Linked DNA regions of Homo sapiens: region 1 is linked to region 2. Evidence: chromatin loops called from intact Hi-C (ENCODE). Cell type or tissue: endothelial cell of umbilical vein. All regions are shown on one strand. Links, peaks and the distances in the headings refer to the core of each region. The heading gives the core; the rest is flanking DNA.

What was found. Hi-C counts contacts between places; a loop is a spot of excess contacts. Peaks named below come from ENCODE experiments on the same cell type or tissue, not always from the same donor. Only the 100,000 strongest peaks of a DNase experiment are listed, where the experiment ranks them.
Region 1: it touches region 2 in a loop (4-fold over the local background); 4 of 110 quality-filtered maps call a loop at or near these places.

The regions. Positions count from the first base shown.
Region 1 is chr5:72,207,294-72,217,593 of GRCh38, forward strand. It overlaps MAP1B (microtubule associated protein 1B), which reads left to right. Exons shown (of 7, transcript NM_005909.5): 7 at 1-2,272. Among named protein-coding and RNA genes, the nearest start is that of MIR4803, 43 kb to the left of the region's middle. In endothelial cell of umbilical vein, for the core only: no CTCF peak of the experiment used is centred there; DNase peaks (open chromatin) are centred at 3,988 and 4,128; H3K27ac peaks cover 2,299 bases.
Region 2 is chr5:72,262,931-72,275,623 of GRCh38, forward strand. The region is part of intron 4 of MRPS27 (mitochondrial ribosomal protein S27); the gene reads right to left. Among named protein-coding and RNA genes, the nearest start is that of MRPS27, 51 kb to the right of the region's middle. In endothelial cell of umbilical vein, for the core only: a CTCF peak has its summit at 6,431 (motif pointing left); a DNase peak (open chromatin) is centred at 6,391.

The DNA.
Region 1 (10,300 bases), core at 1-8,000, 58 kb before region 2:
GACCTCATTTTATTTTCTATGTTAGTTATTTATTTCAAAATTAACATTTTAGTTGATTTTTGTCTGATAAGTCTATGTTTTGCACTGCTAACTATGATGAGGGTTTAAAAAAATGCTTCTTCAGGGTCCTTTCACTGAGGACCTATGCAGTCTACTTAATGCTGTGAATTACATTTTTCAAATGTTTAATTTTTTAAAGAAAATTAATATTCTATTTTTGTTAGGCTTCTCTAGAAATGCAGCTTTTATTTATTACCCCATTTCTTTCAAGTCCTTGGAAAATAACATATTAAGGGTACAAGAAATTAACACATGATGGAAAAGTCATTGTGACGCCAATGAATTTCATTGAGTATAAACTCATCTACTTCAAATTTATTTTATAACACAACCTAAGATACTCAAGATAATTATTTAATGGTTAGCTCTTAAGTTGAATTGGTCTACATAATGCGTGGGAAGAAAACCAGATTTTTAGCCTTCTTGCCAAATCCAGACCTCTGGTTGATTTTTCTTTGACAGAAGATGCAAGTTATTTTCCAATTTCACAATTAAATGTATTTAACCTGAACATTATTTTGCTTTAAAAACTATAAACATTGTAGGAGAATTATAGCCAGTCTTCAGTTATAACCACTCCACCCTCCTCACTTTCTCTCTCTCTCTCTCTTTTTTTTTTTTTTTTTTTTTGCTATGGGATTTAATGGGAAAAATATGTAAAAACTGTCACTAGTCAGCTGGCTCTTTTTCCTATGAAATCTATCAGTACCTTTCTCCATCCGTTGTTCTCAATATGACCACAGAGCCTGAGTATACCAAGAAAACCAATATTCGCATTACAGGTTGCTCCTGTCCTTCCAGACACCTTTCCTGCCTGTGTGACTAACCTAATTTTGCTAGTTCCATAAATACACGATTAGTTTAGTAACAGCCATCACAATGTACCATGTACATTCATGGTGAGAGCTAAAGATCGACACAGACTTCTAGGAGCTTTGTTCATACTGATTACTTAATCCAATTGTATAGATTGAATATTTGAGTGGAAGGAATTTACACTCTGTTTAAATGATGGGATTCTATCGAGATAGCACTCATGATCATGACCTTTTTGGTAGTATTCTTAAACAAAATTCTACAGAGACTAAATGTTAGCGATGATCCTCCATTTTCAATTTTAACCAATTCTGTCCCCTTTCTCAAAACCCTGAGCCCTGTGCATGCTTTCTCAGTCTTGTGGTGGGACTGGATACAATGACTAACTTCCCCTCCTCCCCTCTTTAAACACCATTTTCCATGGAGTTCAAAAAAATTTTTTTTCTTAACGTTACATATCATAGTGAATGGTTTCCCCAGTGTATATGAATGTTTTAAGTGTCTCCAATAGCTTATGCAGTCTAGGAGCTTTCCAATACTCATTTAATTAAGATTTAATCATTTGCTAATGGAAATCTTACCACCTTTCATTTTCCCTCTGTTACCAAATTTCAGCTCTTAGGAGCTGCTCTACAATTCTGAATTTGCTTTTCTTGCCTCTCTTTAGTCACCTGTCACAGGAGGTTCCTGCTCAGTAATGATATTGTGAGTTAGGATAATAACTTTTTTTTTTTGTGCTTCAGATTTAGAAGAAAAGATCCTGTTTCCATTTGAAAGGAACTGTAAGCTTTTATCTTTTAACCAACTGAACAATACACCAAAAGCAGCCTAGGGATGAGCATTTCTTTGAAAGCAATTAGGTTATTCACCTGGTATTAAAACTATTTACTGTTAAAAAATCTGTGACTTCATGAAGTTGATTTTTAAAGGCAGCATCAAAAACTGAAAAGGAAGGGAAAAAATAGGCAGCTTCTCTGCACTTGTTTGGAGCTCCCCAAAACAGGAGCCATGGAGAAGTGGCATCAAGACCGGGCTGCCCTTTCGAGAACACCCTGTGGCAGTTCAGAGACACGCTTTTCCTACACTGCATGCAGCCCCTCTTTCCAGCACTGGAAAGAAGTGGTCTTGAGCCCAGCTGAGAAGCACTTCACACTCCTCTCTCTTGTTCTGAATGGTGTTTGTGTCAGTCTGCAGCTGTGTATGGTATTATGTCTTATAATCCTGCATCACTTCTATCCTATCCAGTCATATCTAATGTAGAAAATTAGTTTCCAGTGAAAGTAATATGTAGTGCTTTTATGATATTTGTGTGCAATATCCCCTCTTCCATTGAGGATATTTGATGTAAAGGAAAAAAAAAAACTCAGTTCCACAATAAAATACAAAAGTGGCAAAAGTTCATGTGTGTGCTGTGCTGTCTTTTGCTTTGTGTTCCTGAGTTGGGCTTTGCCACTCACGCAGAATGCTGGGCAGTCAGGGCATGACGGCAGGGGGTGACTACGTTCTTTTCAAGATGGGCTCCCTGGCTTTTGGCAAACTGCCGAAAGCATCTTGCTAATGCTTGCAACTGCTACCTCGTTAACTTTTATAGCCAAGCTCTAGAGGATGTGAGCGTGTAAGGACAGAAACTGGGAGGTGAAGGGAAGGAACAATTAAAATTATTGCTTAAAAAAAAGAAAAAAAAAAGGATAGCTGGGTGCAGTGCTACATGCCTGTGATCCCAGTACTTTGGGAGGCCAAGGTGGGAGAATCATTTGAGCCCGGAAGTTCAAGGCTGTAGTGAACCATGATTGTGCCACTGCACTCCAACCTGGGCAACAGAGAGAGACTCTGTCTCTAAAAAAAAAAAAAAAAAAAAAGAAAGAAAAGATAGACCAGACCAGAACCTGTCATATTCAGCAATTGTGCTCAGTACCTATCTTTTTCTTAGTTCCTTGCTCACTGTTACAGAATATCCTCTATCTAACATAATATGTTGTGGATTTGACTCACACCCAGGAACTAGCAGTTGTTGGGAAAAAGTGATTATATATGTAGCAAAGAATACCTAACAAGAGGAGGATTTCCTCCCTGTCATTCAAATGATTATTACACATTTACCCTGTACCTGGCAGTAGGTTATATTACAAGATATAACCTAACTGCTGCCCTAACTGATTGGGGGAAGACAGACCAGCAGAGGCAATGATACCACATCGTGATGGGGGCTCCTAAAATTCAAGAGCGAGCTTAGGTGACCATAGGAAAAGCACCGCAAATGATGTCTCGGCTGAGCTCTGGAGTGTGTGTGTGTGTGTGTGTGTGTGTGTGTGTGTGTGTGTGTGTGCATTGGTTGGACCAAAAGTAAATTCCAGGCAGAGACAAGAGCTCACACAGGGTCTCAGCAGAGAGCAGGATCAGCATATGTTAAGGAGCACAGACTGCTCACAATGGCAGCATGTAAATGGGGGAGGCCCTGGCACTTCAGTTTCCCACCATGTGGCCACAAAAAACATGCCCATAAGGTTCTTAATAGAGACCTCCAAGACTGGGCCCTGCCTGTCTGCAGAGATGGTCCTTTAGCCTCAAAAGACCCCAGCAGCCTGTCCTGAGTTATTATGATATCCCTCTGTGTGTCATATCCACTCCTTTTGATCTTAACATTTCCCCTCCAAACCATGGGGCTACATTGAATGGTCCTATCAGAAATCACTGCTTGCTAAGAGGGATTCTGAAATCCCTCCAGAAATTAAAGGGTTAAGCATGTGAGCACTCAGGGTGGGAAATCATCACTTACAGATTTTAATTTCATCTATCAGACTCAAATTAAATAGTAAATAAGTTGTTTTCTATTCCACTGCCAAATTGTTCAGTTCCAGGAAGCCTTCCTTCTGGCCTGAAGCCAGGGTGGCCAACTATCTTGGTTTGCTCAGGACTGCCCTGATTTCAGCACTGAAAGTCCTGTGTCCCAGAAAACCCCTCAGTCCCTGGGAACCAGTGAGGGCTAGTCACCCTACCTGAACCCTGCCCTGCTGTTTACATCCCCTTCTCCCCCCATCTAGGCACAATGGAGGGGGAAAAGTTGGCGGCAGCTTTCCTTCAGTTTCTTTTTTCCTATCTTCTGAGAAAATCAACAAAGGTCTGTTGAGGTCCTGTGATCATATTTTCTCTCTCTTCTTAATTGTACCGCTCATTCTGGATGATTTTCTATATCCCTACAATGCTTTTTTTAACACACTCCTGACTCATGAATTCTTGGTCCCTTGCATAATTCCAGAACTATTTCCTCTTTGATCTTGTATTGTATGCCTTGGAAATTCACCGGAGCCATATATGCAGTTTTGGTCACACCTAGTTCGTTTAATATGAGCAGTTCTTCTGGATACTTCTCCAGGGGTTACTGGCAATGTTTTCACAGATGGTGGAGCAGGGCTTCTGAGGTCTGCTTGATTCACAGGGAGATCTCGCCGTACACCAACAGACACAGCTCTATTTCATGGCTCAGATTGTCCCCACTAAAACCAGAAATGCATGCTGCTTTAATGCAGTCTCAGGAATTTAAATGCCATGTGTAAACTGATGATTTTTATAGTTATATCTGCAGCCTGTACATCATCCCTTACCTCCAAATTCATATATCCAGTGCCCATTAAAATCTCCATGTGGATATCCAATAGGAGTCTTTAAAATACCCTAAACCAAATGTAACATGTCCCCAAACAAACCCCTGATCTCCATTTGCAAACTGCTTCTCTCCTAGGCTTTTCTACCTCAGTAAATGGCAAATACATATTCTTGTTGTTCAGGCCAAAAATTTTGGCCCATCAGCAAATCAACTGGCCGGCAAGTACTGCTGGCTTGACCTTCAAAATATATCAGTCTGATACCTTCTCCTCACATTCACGGTTACTACCCTTGTCCAAGTCAATCATTTCTCTCCTGGTTTATTGCAGGAGCATCCTAATTGACCTTCCGGTTTCCTATCTTTGCCCTCCTAGCTTATTCTCCATGTTGCAGCTACAGTAGAGTAATCCTCTAAAAATGTTAAGTCAGATCATGCCACCCATGCTCAAAGCTCTTGAGTAAGTTCTCATCTTAGAGTAAAAGCCAATGTCTTTACTGATGGGCTAAGAAGGCTTACACAATTCATTCCTCCTCTACCCCTTCTCTCCGACTTCATTTCCCACTTCTTTCCACCTTACACATTCTGCTCCAGCCATACTGGCCTCCTTGCTATTCCTCAGGCATTCAGCCTTTCATCTCAAGGCCTTTATGCTATTTCCTTTGCTCAACATGCATTTTCTCCAGGTGATTCCACGGTTTTCAATCTCACCCATGTGGGTTTTTGTTCAAATGTCATTTTCTCAGGAAGGCCTTCCCTAACCACCTTATCTTAAGTTGCAATCTCCACCATTTACCTAGCACTCTCTTTTTCTCTACCTTCCTGGTCTCCATATGACTATTATTTTTGTGATCAAGGTTGGGGCAAAGCCCAGTGTGGTGGCTCACACCTGTAATCCCAGCACTTTGGGAGGCCAAGGCGGGTGGATCACTTGAGGTCAGGAGTTTGAGACCAGCCTCACCAACGTGGTGAAACCTCGTCTCTAGTGAAAATACAAAAATTAACCAGGCGTGGTGGTGCGTACCTGTAATCCCAGCCACTCAGGAGGCTGAGGCAGGAGAATCCAGCCTGGGTAACAGAGTGAGACTCTGTCTCAAAAAAAAAAAAAAAAAAAAAAAAGATGGGAACTAATGAGCCAGAGCCTGGGAAACACTCATACCCAGCAGTGGCCCAGCATGCTATCAATGGAGGACATTTGTAATGGGCATTAATGGTCTATTCTACCTACTATCATATGCATATTCACTTTGGAGGGTGTTTTAAGGATTAGAAGTTTGAACTCTGCAGAGATGAAGCATCATGGGAAATAAAAGCCAAAAAACCAAACAATTCTACCACTGAGGGCATCAGAGGATATAATACCCCTTTTATACATCTTCATCATAGTCCTTGATCCAGCATTTAAAATCCATGATGAAATTTATTTTCAGGTGCTTTTTACAAGAATAAACTTCTTGTTTTCTGAATATGTCCAGCTCAGATCTGGACTCTCTTTTGTACATAATAATCACACAGCTCAAGCAATGATTTTGTTTTAAACAAAGATCCTAGTGGTTACTGCCACAACCTCAGCAGCGTTGCCACCATCGTTTGTTTGGATTTCCCTGTTACCACACAGGTAATAACATCCTCAAAGCAGTATGCAGTATCAGCAAAAAGGCCAAATCAATGGGGAATAAGAGGTTATTTTCAAGCTAAGAGGCTGTTATTTAGAATAAAAGGAAATTTTGCTTTGTTGAAAAGCGCTCCTTTCCAACCATTTCCTAAAGCAAAATTTTAAAAATTGATCATTTTCAGAATTCGAAAAGCTCATGAAAATACAACCACACCACATTTTCTGCTTTGATGACTCACTAAAGTCAAAGCTCTCTGAGACCTTTTTCCACTTCATCTCTTTCTCACCTATGCGCAGGGTGCCAGCAGAATCACCTTCCACTGACTCACGCAAGGTCACTTCACAGCATCTACATTTTGGAACTCAAAAGTCCTACTCCAGTTACAACCAGACAGCAAAACCATACAAATCACCATTTACTCTTTTCCCTAATGGATCTTACTTAGGAAGAATAATGGCCTACTCTGCATCATTGCATATTTTATATTTATATTCAGAGTTAGACAAGAAACAGCTACTATTATTCTTCTAGCCTGAAATATCATTTGTGAATGAGCTATTTGCTACAAATATCATTGTTGGGTCTCATCTACATTCCCTGAAAAAGTCCTGTGAATGCTCCATCTGTAAACCCTAGGCCAGGGTTTCTAACGTCGGCACTACTAACATCTTGGACCAGATAGCTCCTTGTTGTGAGGGACTGTCCTGTGCACTGTAAGATGTTTAGCAGCATCCTTGACCTCTACGAACGAGATGCTAATAGCAGCCCCTCAAAATACCTTGACATTATCAAATGTCAGATGCTAATAGCAGCCTAATCAAAAATACATTGGCATTACCAAACGTCCCCTGGAAACAAAATCACTCTTGGTTGAGAACCACTGCCCTGGGCTTACTCCTGGTCATCTGCAGACAGTTCTCCACCAGTGGATGGTGTTTCTCTAACGACACCTTTCAACTGTGTGTTGACAGGTGCGAATGTGCCAGCCTCACTAGAATCTAAGTTCTTCCTGGTCTCTGCCCAAGGGTGTTTCCTGGTCATGGGAGTGTGATGGCGCTGCACTAGGAGTAGGCTATAGTGCTCCCAACCCATGAGGGAATAGACTGAATGGGCAAATACTTAGCTGCTTCCTTGCCTTTCAGAGGAACTGCTGAGGTGTGCTCTTCAGAGTCTCTCAGAGGGTCCACAGCAAGAATGAGCTGGTTTCCACAATCCACTCAATTATGCACCCTTTGTTGGCTCTCCTTTCTACCCTGTCTCAATTTCTCCTTCCCTCACCTGCTTTAGTAAGATCACCTCCAACTAATGCACCGGCACTCAATTTCTGTCTCCTGTCTTGCTTTAGGGGGAACCTAAACTGAGACAGTGATCTTCCGAGTTTGGGACTGCACTTTAGGAGTCAGATATGGGTTTGACCCTGGCTCTCCAATTCACAGAGGGAAACCCTGGCATTTAATCACTTCTCTAAGTCTTTGTTATCTTGTATATAGAAAGAGCTGTAATAATGGGCATATTCTTGTGGGTTAAATAAGATCATGCATACAAAAATTTAATATGGCACTTGGCTATAGATGGTCAATAAACATTGGCTTTTATTATTGGTCTATAAATGATAAGATTTGTGTTACAGCTTCATCACTTCCTAACTCCCTGCTTTGAGGCAGGTGTGATATACATATGTAGAAGAGAATTCTGATATGATACACCATGCTCACCCCCCTATTTTTTCCCCACAAACCTTCCTCCTGGTGTCAATTTTGGCTTACACTACACTTCGTAGAAATCCAAAGAGGCTTTCTTTGGCATTAAACTACCTCAGCTTAGGACATACGGCTTCTAGCATCTCAGAATTTCTGCTGGGAATTATACCTCAGTTGGAGGACTTTCCTTTTAACCTAATAAAAAATAATTCATTCAATAAATGTTTATAAGCCCCCTCCTCATGGTAATGCCTGTTCTGTGTGTTGGGCCACAACCATGAACAAGACACACAGAGTGCCTGTCTTCATGGAGTTTAAAGTCTAGGGCCAATCTCACCAATTAGTTCTAAATAATTAATTCAGAATCCATAAAATGCTTAAGGGGTTTAACACTCCAGGGGGTGTTGCAGACTTGCTGCAACAATGGCTCATAAAAAAAGCCTGGAGAAAGGGATAGCCTGAACTGAGAACCACTGAAATACCCGAATTGACCTGGCAGATCCAGGAGAAAAGGATTACAAGTCTCAGGGTAGCCTCCTGGAGTGGATACATATATCACAGGAAGCCAGAAGACCCAGCAGAGAACTATGTTCCCTCGAGGGCCAGGTGGCACGCCGCTCATCGAGGCCATTGGGAATGCACTGGGGAAGGGCACTGGTGAGCAGGCACCTGTGTCACCAGGTTTGGTAGCAGACTAGAACTCACAATAGAAAAGGAGGTTATGCTTGGTGTTGTTGGCAATAGGGATGATGGGTGTTGAAAATCTCCCCCCTCAAGCAATAGAGGCTAGGCGGTGGTGCTTCCTCCCTCCTTTCCTTTTGCAGATGTAGGACCTCCACCTGAAGGCTTTCCTCACCCAATCCCAATTCCACCTCCTTTCATTTTTCACAGGCTTTATCCCCCCAAAACTGCTTTCACTGTTACCTCTGACTCTGATGCTGATCTGCTTCCTGGGGGGCCTAAGTGACACAATGAGCTTCTAGAAATGTTTTTCATACCTAATTCTAAGTTCTCTGTTCCACCACAGCAGCTGCTTTTCCTTTCCTCAGTGGTTAAAATAAGAGAGTTTCCCAAAGCTCATCAGATACCTGCAGCAAAAAGAAAAAAGTAGAATGCTGCAGTATATTTTCAGGGAAGATGCACAAAAGTAAAGACAACAAAGAATGGCAAAACTAATTGTTTTCAGTGTGAAAAAAGGTTTTAATCAACTTTTTTGGTCTCGCTCTGTTGCCCAGGCTGGAGTGCATTGGCTCAATCTTGGCTCACTGCAACCTCTGCCTCCCAGGTTCAATCGATTCTCCTGCCTCAGCCTCCTGAATAGCTGGGATTACAGGTGCCAACCACCACACCCAGCTAATTTTTGTATTTTTTAGTAGAGACAGAGTTTTGCTATGTTAGCCGGGCTGGTCTCGAGCTCCTGACCTCAAGTGATCCTCTGGCCCGGCCTCCCAAAGTACTGGGATTACAGGTGTGAGCCACTGTGGTATAATCAACTTATTTTCAAGGCCTCTGACTACTTCTTGTAGAATCTAAACCAATCTTCTCACACACCTACCTGATTCCACAGCCAACGAGAAGGTCGGAAAACAGGATGCAAGGCTGGGTGCCAAGGCAACACAGCACTGAGGGGAGGATAATACCTTATCATTTTTCTTTCTTTTCTTCTTTCCACCGCCTTGCTTTTTTTTCCTTTTTATGGCCAAGGTAAGTATGGGATGTGGGCCAAAACAAGTTTAATCTGAATTGTTCATTTTAGCTTAATTTAAAGTATTTTCTCATGAACACATCACACAAGCCTCTGTGGAAAGAGGACCCCAGGGCAGCTTGAGGCACTCATATGTGACTAATTAATGCACAAAGCAGGCAATTAATTCCCTTCATTAGAGTTTTTCCCATCACTGGGCTTAAAGTGATCTTCCTGTGAACTCCCACATACATTAACTGTTTGTCTAACGACACCTTTCAGCTGTGTATTGACGGGTGTGGATGTGCCAGCCTCACTAGAATCTAAGTTATTTGAGGGTAAAATCTATAGTTTATTCATCCTTGTAAACTCCATAGCACTTGTATAGTGCCTTGTACACAGTATACACCGAACACTTGAGAGCTTGCGAAAGCAGTGCTGGAACAGACAGTAAGTCTGCTGCAGACAGCAAGCTTATAAGGGGTGGTCAGTGGTACCAAATGGAGCAGAGCATTTAAAAGGAAAAAAAAAAAAAAAGATCACTGTAGTTGATGACCATGTTGTGCAGCAGAGTGGTAAAGCTATAAGCCAAATTCTCAGCCTCTAATGAATGAACAATGAGCCAGTAAGTGTAGATACCCTTTCAAGAAGTTTGGAGACATAAGGAAGGAGACATAGCATGACAGCTTGACTGATGGCAGGGTAAAGGATTTTTTGCTGTTAAAAAGTGTTGAATAAGGTCTTGAATAAGACTGTAGACTTAGAAGAAGAAATCAACAGAGATGCTATAAGACGGAAAGGGAATGCTTGAATGTGTAGAACA
Region 2 (12,693 bases), core at 2,710-10,709:
AGCCCCAAGTGAGAGATTTTTATGCTTGCCTTTGATATCCTGTAAGTACTGAATGGATCCTCTATTTAGTACAATTATTTGCACAACTGGGTTAACCATACATCCAGAAAAAAAGCAAAAATGAAAGTTTTCTCGTTTGGTCACAAGGCACCAGTTTTCATGGTTATGGAAGGCAAACTCTGGTTTGCAATGTCTAGTAAAACGAAGCATTTCCCCTTGATTATTTCTTAGGGATTTCCTTCATCAGTAACACAGTGAATTAAAGAACATTAGACCATAAGACCTTTGAGGCTAGGCACTTTCAGAATTTGTGAATATTATCCACTATTGTGCATAGTAGTAACATGAACTCAAATGAATCAATGACCATAAAACTTAAAGCCATAAAAGCCTCAGAAGAAAACATGGGGTAAATTTTCATGACACTGAATTTAGCAATGGATTTTTAGATATGACACCAAAAGCATTAACAACAAAAGAAAAAATAGAGAAACTGGAATTCATCAAAATTAAAAACTTTTTGCATTAAATATTATCAAAAAAAGCAAAAAGACAACTTACAGAGTGAAATATTTGCAATTTCTTTGATAAAAATCTAGTATGCAGAATATATAAGGAACTCTTAACAACAAAAAGACAACCCAATTAATAAATGGCAAAGTACTTTAAGAGATATTTCTCCAAAGAAGATAAACAACTGGCCAAAATAGGCACCTGAAAAGGTACTCAACATCATTAGTCATTAGGAAAATGCAAATGAAAACCACAGTGAGATATTACTCCATACCAATTAGGAGAGCTATGACTAGAAAAATGGAAAAGTATTGGTTGAGAATGTGGAAAGACTTGTACACTGCTGGAGCAAAAGTAAAATGGTGCAGCTGGCCACTATGGAAAATAGTTTGGCAGTTCCTAAAACAGCTAAAGACAGAATTACTGTAGGACCCAAAAATTCTATTCCTAGGTAGATACCCAAAAGAACTAAAAATAGGTTCTCAAGTACATGTACATGCATGTTCGTAGCAGCACTATACACAATAGCCCAAAGATAGAAACAACCCAAGCATCCATCAACAGATGAGTGAATAAATAAAATGTAGTATATACATACAAAGGAATATTATTCCACTGTAAAAAGAAATAAAGTACTGATACATGTTAAAATGTGAATGAACCTTGAAAACATGCTAAGTGAAAGAAGCCAGACACAAAGGTCTATATTGTATGATTCCATTTACATAAAATATCCAGAATAGGGAAATTCATAGAAACAAAAAGTAGACTAGGTTGCCAGCAGCCGGAGAAGCAGGTAATGAAGAATAACTGCTTAATGAATATGAGCTTTCCTTTTGGGGTAATAAAAATACTTTAGAAACAGAGATAGTTATTGCATAACATTGTGAATATACTTAATGACACTGAGTTGTTCATTTTATGGTTAATTTACTGAATTAAAGTGGTTAAATTTATCTGAATTTCATTTTTAAAAAAAAAGAGAGAGAGACTTACAAATTGAATTGTGTCTCCCAAAAATATAGGTTGAAGTTCTAACCTCCAGAACCTGTGAATGTGATCTTATTTGGAAATACGGTCTTTTGCAGATGTAATCAAGTTAAGATGAGGTCTTTGGAGGGGGTGTAGGGGGCTTAATCCAATACAATTGACATCCTTAGAGGAAGAGAAGAGGCACACACATGTGCACACAGAGGGAGAGTGCCATGTGATGGCAAAGGCACAGACTGGAGTGGGTGCATCTATAAGCCAAGAAACGCCAAGGATTGCTAGCAACACCAGAAACTAAGAGGAAGACATGGAACAGACTCTCCTGTACAGCCTTCAGGGAAAGGATGGCTCTACTGACATCTCTGATTCCAGACTTCTAGCCAGAACTATGAAAGAATAAATTCTGCTGTTTTAAGCCACCCAGTTTATGGTACTTTGTTACAGCAGCCCTAGGAAACTAAAAAATAATGGAAAAAACAACGGAGGAAGTACGCTTAGAGAAGGAAGTATGAGCGGTATGTGGAGCAACTAGACCGTGAGGGGAGCTCAGATATGAACTTCAGAGTACTTCTATGGGAAGAACTTGAGAAAATTATTCTAACCTTGCGGCTTAAGGCAGCAACAAGATTTCAAGAAAGAAGAGTTGTAGCTATTTATTTGTGTAATAGGCAATTACTGAACATTTATTGTCTTTTTAAGGACCTTTGCTAATTATGAGTTTTTATTAGACAAGGTTTCCTTAAAATGCTGATAAGCTCGCCATTTGATAATGACACAAATCTAGGCCACATATGACCAATGTAACCTGAGTAATACAAACTAAGTGCTACCAGTGTGCAATGTAACCTGAGTGATACAAACTAAGGCTGTTTGCTGGCTGAAGTGATCTGAAATGGCATCACAGGGTCTGGGCACTTAAGATTTGGCAGACTTTTAGAAGTAAGGGAATGATTCCTCACAGCAAGAGCAGTGCCCAGTTTACAAAGGAAATACAATTAATTATTTGTTGGGCAACACTGAATGATCCAGAAAAGATAATTCCATAAATGTAGGATTTACATTAGAGATTAGTGATATCTGGCTGGAAAAGTAGGCTGGAATCAAATTATATAAACAGTCTGGGCTATTCTCAAAATATGTGACATCAAGAACAGGACTGAGCCTTGGGGTGGTGGGAGCGTTCTTTACTAACTTCTAAGCCAGTAAATGATACTGGATTTTTCTTTATCACCTCAATAAAGAAAGTTTGGACAGATGTCTCACAGAGCTATAAACTAAGTGGATGATGATGTTCACATCTCTGTTTTACAACTGGGAATTGCAAATCCAAGAAGCCATTAATATAACTCGTAAAACACAAGGAATGTTGACTGTCTTAATTGAAAAAGAAGCCTGGCTCTGTTACGAAAACAAGGAAAATGACTTCAGGTAGACCTATGACATTAATAAATTTAAGGCAGAACACCTTATTTTAAATGAATGATTAGTTCACTAAAATGAAAGCAAGATTTTGATTTGAAATTCGTTAATGGTTTTTTCCTCCTATGAAGGTGGTGTATTCGAAATTTGAATACAGATGCTAGAAAATAAAGCTTCACCTAAGATAGTATCTCATAGGACAGAGGAGGGGAAGATATAAGAAAGTGGAAGGAGAAACAATAGGTCTTGGTGGAGTAGACAAAAAAATGAACCAAGCATGATGGGATATTAGAAGTTAATCATGAAGAATAACAGTGAGGCATGATAATTTGAAAGAGCACACATATCCAGATATGCAGCAGTCCCTTTATTTTCACAGAATTGAAAAGACATTCTCAAAGGCCTCCTTCTCTGACTTTTAAGACCCAGACTTTCCTTAGCTGAACCATCCGTAACGTGGTGAAGTAGGTATCTTTCTCCACCTCCCCCAAGGATTGCTAGATATAGTAAATACATGACTGCCCCAACTCCTAGCCTGAGTAAAGGAGTTAAACAGCAATCTTTCTAGGACAGGAATCTAAGTGAAGGCTGCCAAAGTGGCACCATGTGCTTTTTCATGCTCTACGTATCTACTGGCTGCTGGCCCAGTTCCTAGCTACAGGTAGAGAAATAACAAGGAAAATGTTATTGAACTACAGGAGAAGCAGCAAAGAAGATGAAGCCCATGCTGGGCGTGGTGGCTCACGCCTGTAATCCCAGCACTTTGGGAGGCCGAGGTGGGCAGATCACGAGGTCAGGAGATCCAGACCATCCTGGTTAACATGGTGAAACCCCGTCTCTACTAAAAATACAAAAAAATTAGCTGGGTGTGGTGGCACGTGCCTGTAGTCACAGCTACTCGGGAGGCTGAGGCAGAAGAATGGCCTGAACCCGGGAGGCGGAGCTTGCAGTGAGCAGAGATCGCCCCACTGCACTCCAGCCTGGGTGACAGAGCGAGATTTCGTCTCAAAAAAAAAAAGAAGATGAAGCCCGAAATGTGGTTACCACTAGGTTCATGAATCTTTTCTCACAGTAGAAAATATGCTGAATTTTATGGCTGCAGAGTCCCTAAATCTTCCCAAAGTGAGGCTCAGGGCTTCAGAGATGGCTATCTACAGAGCAGTGTCCCTTTGTATCTAAAGTGCTTCAACTTTTCCAGAGCACTTCTACATGTATGAGGTGAGTGATTCCTACACAACTTTATATGTTTATTTTAAAGATAAGAAAACTGAGGTCAGCAATGCTAAAGAATCTGACAAGAATCAGACTATATTCATTTTGGCATAACTATACGGAGTCTTCCAATTCCAATCTAGTGCTTACTGCTAACCACATGACTTCTCTGGACTGATATTCTAAGTTCAACCATGTAATTAATTTGAAACCGCCTAAAAATTTATCCTTATTTGCTCATTAAATAAGTTCATATAACATATGAACAGAGAAAGACAATGTATACACAGTCAGGATTTTAAATGGTATTAATTTGCTTATAGACTTCAGTCCATTGTTCATTCAACAAATATGATACTCTAAGTTCATCTATGTAATTAATTTGAAACCACCTAAAAATTTATCCTTATTTGCTCATTAAATAAGTTCAAACAATGTATGAACAGAGAAAGACAATGTATACACAGTCAGGATTTTAAATGGCATTAATTTGCTCATAGACTTCATTCCATCATTCATTCAACAAATATTTATTGAGGCTCAGCTATGTTCCAAGCACAGCTAAGTTCTGGGAATATAAAATCAAATAAGATATAACCATTACCCTCAAAAAGTACACCTTAGTTGGTGGTTCTCCAGAAATACATTTTGTCCAAAGTAAAAAATGCCTGCAGTCAAAATCAAATTTATGACTGCCAAAGATTCAGATATCAAAACAAATTAAAAAGAATCTGTGCTGCCTTGCAGTAATAAGATATAGAGGTCATTAAGAAAAAAAAAAAGTATGCTCTCAGATGCTGCCTTCCAAATAAATGTTCAGGGAACTTATGTGAATCACTGCAGAATACTTGGCCAAAAAGATCTGCAAGTAGAGCCCAAACAATTACTATTTGCAAAGAAAGGTAATACTTAGAAATGAAAATACAGAGAGAAGAATGATTTTTAGAGGCATTAAAAACTCCTCTCCCAGTGACTCCCAAACCCAACAAACATGTGCACCAAGATCAGCCTCAACAATTCCCCTCCTTGGTTTCAAACCTAAATTCTGTCCAGAGTTGAAAGCTAACTTTGTTTCTTAGGTGGGGAAAGAGCACCCTAAAAAGAAAAAAAAATTATAAGTCAAATCCTTAAAACATAAGAATTATAAATACAACAAACTTAATTTATCATTGCACTGTATCAGAATACAATCTTACCCTCAAAATCATTATCTTTCTTACAATCTTCTAAAAGTCCAGAGGCTTTATAGACTTCTACAAACAAGTAAAAACAAATACTCGGCAACATTTGCATTTATCCTTATTTTTCTCTTTGCTACACAAATGTTTCTGAATAGGAAGTAAAGTGTTTTGGCACCACTGGGGAAGGCGGTATGAACATGCCAGAAATATCAGTGTACTTTCAGGAGGATGAAACATACCAGTATAATTCTGTGATAATTTAAATTTAACCTGCTTGGAGGTCTGTGGAGCTGACAAACAATGTTTTTATAAAATTGAGTGATAATGGGAAATAAGTGCTCCTTCAGGCTTAGAGAAGAACCCCAAACTTCAAAAAATTATGGATCAAGGTCTTCTGTCATTCATTAACTGTTTGATTTTGGAAGTGTTTCCTCTTTGATTTACTTTCTTCTACAAAAGAGGAGCAAACATATCTGCCCTTGGAATCTTGCAGGTCTTATATGAGGATGATAAAAATGAGATGACAATGCACTCTTACATAGATACAAGTGATTATTATTTGACCTTTATTTTGATGTGATCCACAGTATCACTCTAATTGATAGGGGGTCAATTGAACTTTAGAGAGGTTTATTTATTCTCACTTCAATTTGACTAAGTATCTCTGAAGGCAGGGGGTTAGTGTAAACAGCTACTTGTACATCCACTTAAGGAAGCCCATTACTGAATGATGTAAACTAGTCAGTTCTGGGGCTAGCAGCTCAGATGGGGAGAAGGAGGGAAGGGAGGGAATATGCATCTGGTTTTCCTGTATGCTTGCTCTGATTACATTATTTGCAGGGTGCAGTATAATTCAGGATTGTTGCATATGAGTTTTCCTTGTAAAGTGGTTTATTTTCAGCACTGCCAGAAGGTGTGAACAGGAACTAAAATTGGCTGTAGCCACTGTGTACTAAGGTACAAGGCTGCATCTTTCCGAAAAAGGTACTTTTCCCTGATTATCTGTCTAGAAGAGGCAGTGTTTTTCTTGCTTGCACAAAGATGCCCTAAGGCTACCTGAGGTCCTGGTCACATATCTGAGACTTTCAGCCACCATCTCGCCCCCTGCTGGAGAAAGGGAGGAGGAAATGTATATTCAAACAGGTATCTGACTAATATTTCTAAAAATTAATGAGGCTGTTAAACATAGTTTGAGAAAGGAGGATAATGGAGGCTGAGCAAAGAATTGTAAACTTTTTCCTAAATATTAAAACATACTAGCAAGCTATAATAATTAAAACAGGTATGATGCTATTGAATGAAAGGCAGATCAGTGGAAGAGCAGAGAAAATTCAGAGACAGACTCAAACACAAATAAGAAATTAGTAAAATAAAGATAGCATATTATATCATCAGGCAAAGGATGGATTATTCAATAAATGGCATTAGGATAGCTGGGTAGCCATTTGTTTTACACACGTGTGGGGGATATGTGTATGCATGGATTTGTACCTCACACAAATCAAATCTAACTCCAGATGAATATCTAGGTGTTAAAAACAAAAGCATACATTTACTGGAGGAAAACAGAAAAATTTCTTGGGATGGATAATGTCTTTCTTAGTCTAATATAAAAGCCATAAAAAAAAAGATTGATAAATTCAATTACATAAAAAATAAAAATGTGGCCGGGTGCGGTGGCTCACGCCTGTAATCCCAGCACTTTGGAAGGCTGAGGTGGGCAGATCACCTAAGGTCTGGAGTTTGAGACCAGCCTGGCCAACATGGTGAAATCCCATCTCTACTAATAATACAAAAATTAGCCAGGCATGGCGTCACATGCCTGTAATGCCAGCTACTCAGGAGGCTGAGGCGGGAGAATCTCTTGAACCCAGGAGGCGGAGGTTACAGTGAGCTGAGATTGCATCATTATGCTCCAGCCTGGGCGACAAAAGAGAAACTCCATCTCAATAATAATAATAATAATAATAATAATAATAATAATAATAATATTAAAATGCCTACATAGCAAAAACTATCATAAAGCAAAGTAATAAAAAAAGAAAAAATACTCATTAATTAAAGGCTATTCCTTAAATCAGTAAGACAAGACCAATAACCTAGCAGAAAGACAGGATAAGGCAAAAGAAAGTCCATGGAAGTACAAATGACTCTTAAGCACATAAGAATATGCTTGTGAATTTATGAATTAGTTGAGTTAAAAAAAGAACATGCCAACCTCAGTAATAACAATATAAAATAAAACTACATTGAGAAGTCATATCTACTTTAAAATATTAATTTATAATTTAACATCTTCTTAAGAAAACTCCAGGCCCAGATAATACCTTCGGTGAATGCTATCAAGCACCGAAGAAACTCTTAAACAAACTTTCAGAAAATAAAGAAGGGAACATTTCCCAATACATTTTGTGACATTATACAATCCTGACGCCAAAACTACACAAGGCAACATAAGCAAAGAAATTTGGAGTCCAGTCTTACTGACAACATAGTGTTACTGAAAACTTAAAAAATTTAACAAATTAATACTACATCAGGACAATACACTCTTGGGAATTCATCCCAAGAACGCAAGTCTGGATTAACATTTGAAAACTGATCAAAGTAATACATTATATTAAGAAAGTGAAAAAGAAAACTCATGTAATTGTCTATATTTGTAGAAAAAACATTTAACAAAATTCAATGCCCATGTTTGATTGAAAACTCTTAGAAAACCAGGAATGAAAGGGAACTTCCTCAACCCAATAAAGGGCATCTATGAAAAACCTACAGCTAACATCGTTAATGGTGAAATATTAAATATTTTCTCTCTAAGATTGGGAACAAAGCAAAGACATGTCTGCTCCCACTACTTCTATTCAACATTGTATTGGAAGTCCTAGCTAGTGCAACAAGGCAAGAAAAATTAAAAGGCTTGAAATTTGGAAAGGAAGAGTAAATGTATTTCTCGTCACAGATAATATGGTTGGATATGTAGGAAACACGAAGGAATCTACAAACAATTACTAGCATGAATAAGTGAGTTAATCAAGCTCTCAGAATCTGGGTCAAGATACAAAAATCAACTCTCTAGCAGCAAGCAACTGGAAAGTGGAATTTAGGAAAATAATTTCACAAATAATAACATCAATATAACATACTTTAAAATACATTTAACAAGACTTGCAAATGCCTACACTGAAATTTATAAAATATTGCCGAGAAAAAAACAAAGGCAATCTTAAAAAACAAGAGTTAAACCCCGTTCATGTCAAGAAACACTCACAAATGGCCTAGGAATTGCTCTAGATTAAAAGAGACTAATGAGATATGACAGGTAAATATAATGTGTGATCCTGGTTTGGATCTTAGACTAAGAAAAAACTATGTTCATAAAGAGGATTAATGAGACAACTGACAAAATTTGAATATGGACTGTATTATAGTATTGTAATTCTGTTAAATGTTCTGATTTTAATCATTATATAGTAGTTACATGGGCAAAATCCGTAAAGTTCAAATAATCAGTATTAATAAATAATACCCATGAAAGTTAGCTGTCTATCAGTTAATAAAGTCATCTTTCTGCTTCTGAAACTGTTAAAAAAGGAGCACGTGCCAGCCATCTGCTGATATCCAGCATCTGTTGCAGGGCTCATAAAAATTATATATAGGCTCACACTGGGACACAAAACAGCCATCCAACGAATTATTTCTCCTCAAGCTCCAAAGTGCACAATCAAATAGCTCAGGAGTTATTTTAAGCTCTAGTTTTTACATTTTTCCCCTCTAAACAAACAAACAAACAAACAAACAAAGTAAGGATGGTTGCAATGAAACACTGGGATTCCCCCCCCATCTCCTGCCACATTTTAAAGATCAAGAAGTGAGGGTATAGATCAAGGGTTGGCAAACTAAGGCCTATGGGATACTTTAGGTCTGCGGTCTGTCTCTACAGCCTGTGAGCCAAGAATCGTTTTTACATTTTTAAAGGGGAAGAGCCATATCAGGCCTGATACTGTTATCCTTAGAAAGGTCTACTTGCAAGGTTGGCCCTTCACTGGTGTCTGGAAATTTGGATTTTGAGGACTTTCCCACCATTCCTTAAAACTGGTAAGAGTAGCTCATTGTGCATAAACTGTGTGAATAATGTGGTTTATGCTGAACACTTCTTTCCTTCTGGGATTATGGAATTTTGTTATGTGCTAGGCAGAGGATGCCTACATGACCAGCTCTCAGTAAAAACCTTGGACACTGAGTCTCTAATGAGCTTCCCAGGTAGACACATTTCATGTGTGTTGTCACAATTCGATACTGGATAAATTAAGGACATCCTGTGTGATTTCACTGGCAGAGGAATTCTGCAAATTTTTGCTTGGCTTCCTCCAGACTGCCCCTAACCTTTCCCCTTTGCTGATTTCACTTGGCTGTGAGTATGGCTTAGCTGCAAGTACGAGTATAGGCTGTGTCCTGTGAGTCTGCCATGGAACCTGAAGATCGTACTGGAGACTCCTGACACAGAATGGGTGAAGAAAAAAGATAGCAACGACTACAACAGAAACTGTGTGGCCTGCAAAGCCCACATTATTTACTATTTGGCCCTTTACAGAAAGTTTGTCAACCCCTGGTATAAATGAAACAAAGATGGGCTAAGGGTTGAAGGTAGGTATTGACACTGGGTAATGAATACATGAGTATATATACTATTTTGTCTAGTGTTATATATGTTTAAAATTTTCTATAATAAAAATAAGGCAAACTCATTCTAAAACTGTGTATCTTGTGATAGTAATAAATTTATTATTTACATATTAGATTTCTAGTCAACTAGGATCTTATAAGATTATCCAGCATTTTACTCCCATTTCTCCTGAGAAATTCAAGTCTTATCTCATCCCTGGAAGCTACCCTGTTCTTACATGATCACACCTCTCAGTGGATTGATCTAGGGGTAGTTACCTGGCCCAAGTAAATATATAAGCCTATCCTTCTTGCCAAAGTGGACCATCACTCAAGCTGGGCCACTGGTCCGGGATTTTTCGAGAAAGTGAGAAAAAATTAGCCTCAAATATGTTTAAGTAATTTTGTTTTTTAACAAATGTGAAAACTGATTATTTTCTGTGTGGTAAGAGAAGATAATAAAACCCTATAAAGTACAGTCATCCATTGCTTAACAACAGGATACGTCCTCACTCTCTGAGAAATGTGTTGTTAGTGATTTTGTTGTGTGAACATCACAGAGTTTACTTACACAAACCTAAATGGTGCAGCCTACTATACATCTAGGCCATACGCTATAGCCTGTTGCTCCTAGGCTACAAACCTGTACCGCGTGGGACTACACAGAATACTGTAGGCAACTGTAACACAATGGTTAAGTATTTGTGTCTAAACGTATCTAAACATAGAAAAGGTACAATAAAAATATGGGATAAAAGATATAAAATGGTACATCTATATAGGGCACTTACCATGAATAGAGCTTGTAGCACTACAAGTAGCTCTGGGTGAGTCAGTAAGCAAGCAGTGAGTAAACGTGAAGATCTAGGACATTACGCTACTGTAGACTTTATAAACACAACGTTTAGGCTACACTAAATTTATGGAAAGAAATTTCTCGCTAATAAATTAACCTTAGCTTCCTGTAACTGTTTTACTTTAAAAACTTAATTTTTTAGAAACTTTTGACTTTTCTGTAGTAACACTTAGGTTAAAACACAAACATACTGTACAGTTGCACAAAAATTCCTTATGATCTTATTCTATAAGCATTTTTCTACTTTTAATTTTTTTTAACTTTTTAAAATTCTTAGTTAAAATTTAGTTAAAAACTAAGACACAGGCCAGGCACAGTGGCTCACGTCTATAATCCCAGCACTTTAGGAGGCTGAGATGGGCAGATCACCAGAGGTCAGGAGTTCGAGACCAGTCTGGTCAATACGGTGAAACCCCGTCTCTACTAAAAACACAAATATTAGCTGGGCATGGTGGCTCACGCCTATAATCCCAGCTATTCAGGAGGCTGAGGCAGGAGAATCGCTTGAACCCAAGAGGCAGAGGTTGCAGTGAGCAGAGATCGCTCCACTGCACTCCAGCCTGGGCGACAGAGTGAGACTCTGTCTCAAAAAACAAAAACAATAACTAAAAACTTAATACACAAACACAGACCTTAGCTTAGGCCTGCACAGGGTCAGGATCACTGTCTTCCACCTCCACATCTTGTGTCACTGAAAGTTTATCAGGGCAATAACAGACATGGAGCTGGCATCTCCTATGATAACAACGCCTTCTTCTGGATACCTCCTGAAGGACCTGCCTGAGGCTGTTGAAAGTTAACTTTCTTTTTCATAAGTAGGAGTACACTCTAAAATAATGATAAAATGTATAATATAGTAAATATATAAACCAGTAGTATAGTTCATTAACAATTTTTATTATTATGTACTGTACGTAATTGTTTGTGCTATGCTTTTATATGAGTGGCAGCAGAGTAGGACTCTTTACATGAGCATCACCACAAACACACAAGTAATGCAGTTTGCTACGATGTTATAATGGCATTATGAACGCTACAATGTCATTAAGTAATAGGAATTTTTCAGCTTCATTATAGTCTCATGGGACTACTGTTGTGTATGCAGTAGGTGGCTAACTGAAACATCGTTATGCAGCACAAGACTATTCCAAACATCCAGAAAGTAAGCAGAACATGGAAGCATCCCCCTTGAAAACCAGCACAAGACAAGGATGCCCTCTCTTACCACTCCTATTCAACACAGCATTGGAAGTTCTGCCCAGGGGAATCAGGCACGAGAAAGAAATAAAGGGTATTCAAATAGGAAGAGAGGAAATCAAATTGTCTTTGTTTGCAGACGACACGATCCTATATTTAGAAAAGCCCACTGTCTCAGCTCAAAAGCTTCTTAAGCTGATAAGCAACTTCATGAAAGTCTCAGGATACAAAAATCAATGCACAAAAATCACAAGCATTCCTATGTACCAACAACACACAAGCAGAGAGCCAAATCATGAGTGAACTCCCATTCACAACTGCTACAAAGAGAATAAAATACCTAGGAATACACTAACAAGCAAAGTGAAGGACTTCTTCAAGGAGAACTACAAACCACTGCTCAAGGAAGTAAGAGAGGACACAAACAAATGAAAAAACATTCCATGCTCATGGATAGGAGGAATCAATATCGTGAACATGGCCATACTGCCCAAAGTAATTTATAGATTCAATGCTACTCCCATCAAACTACCATTGACATTCTTTACAGCATTAGAAAAAAACTATTTTAAAATTCATATGGAACCCAAAAAGAGCCCATATAGCCAAGACAATCCTAAGTGTTAGGAATAATGCTCAAAATCCTAAACAAATTGAACA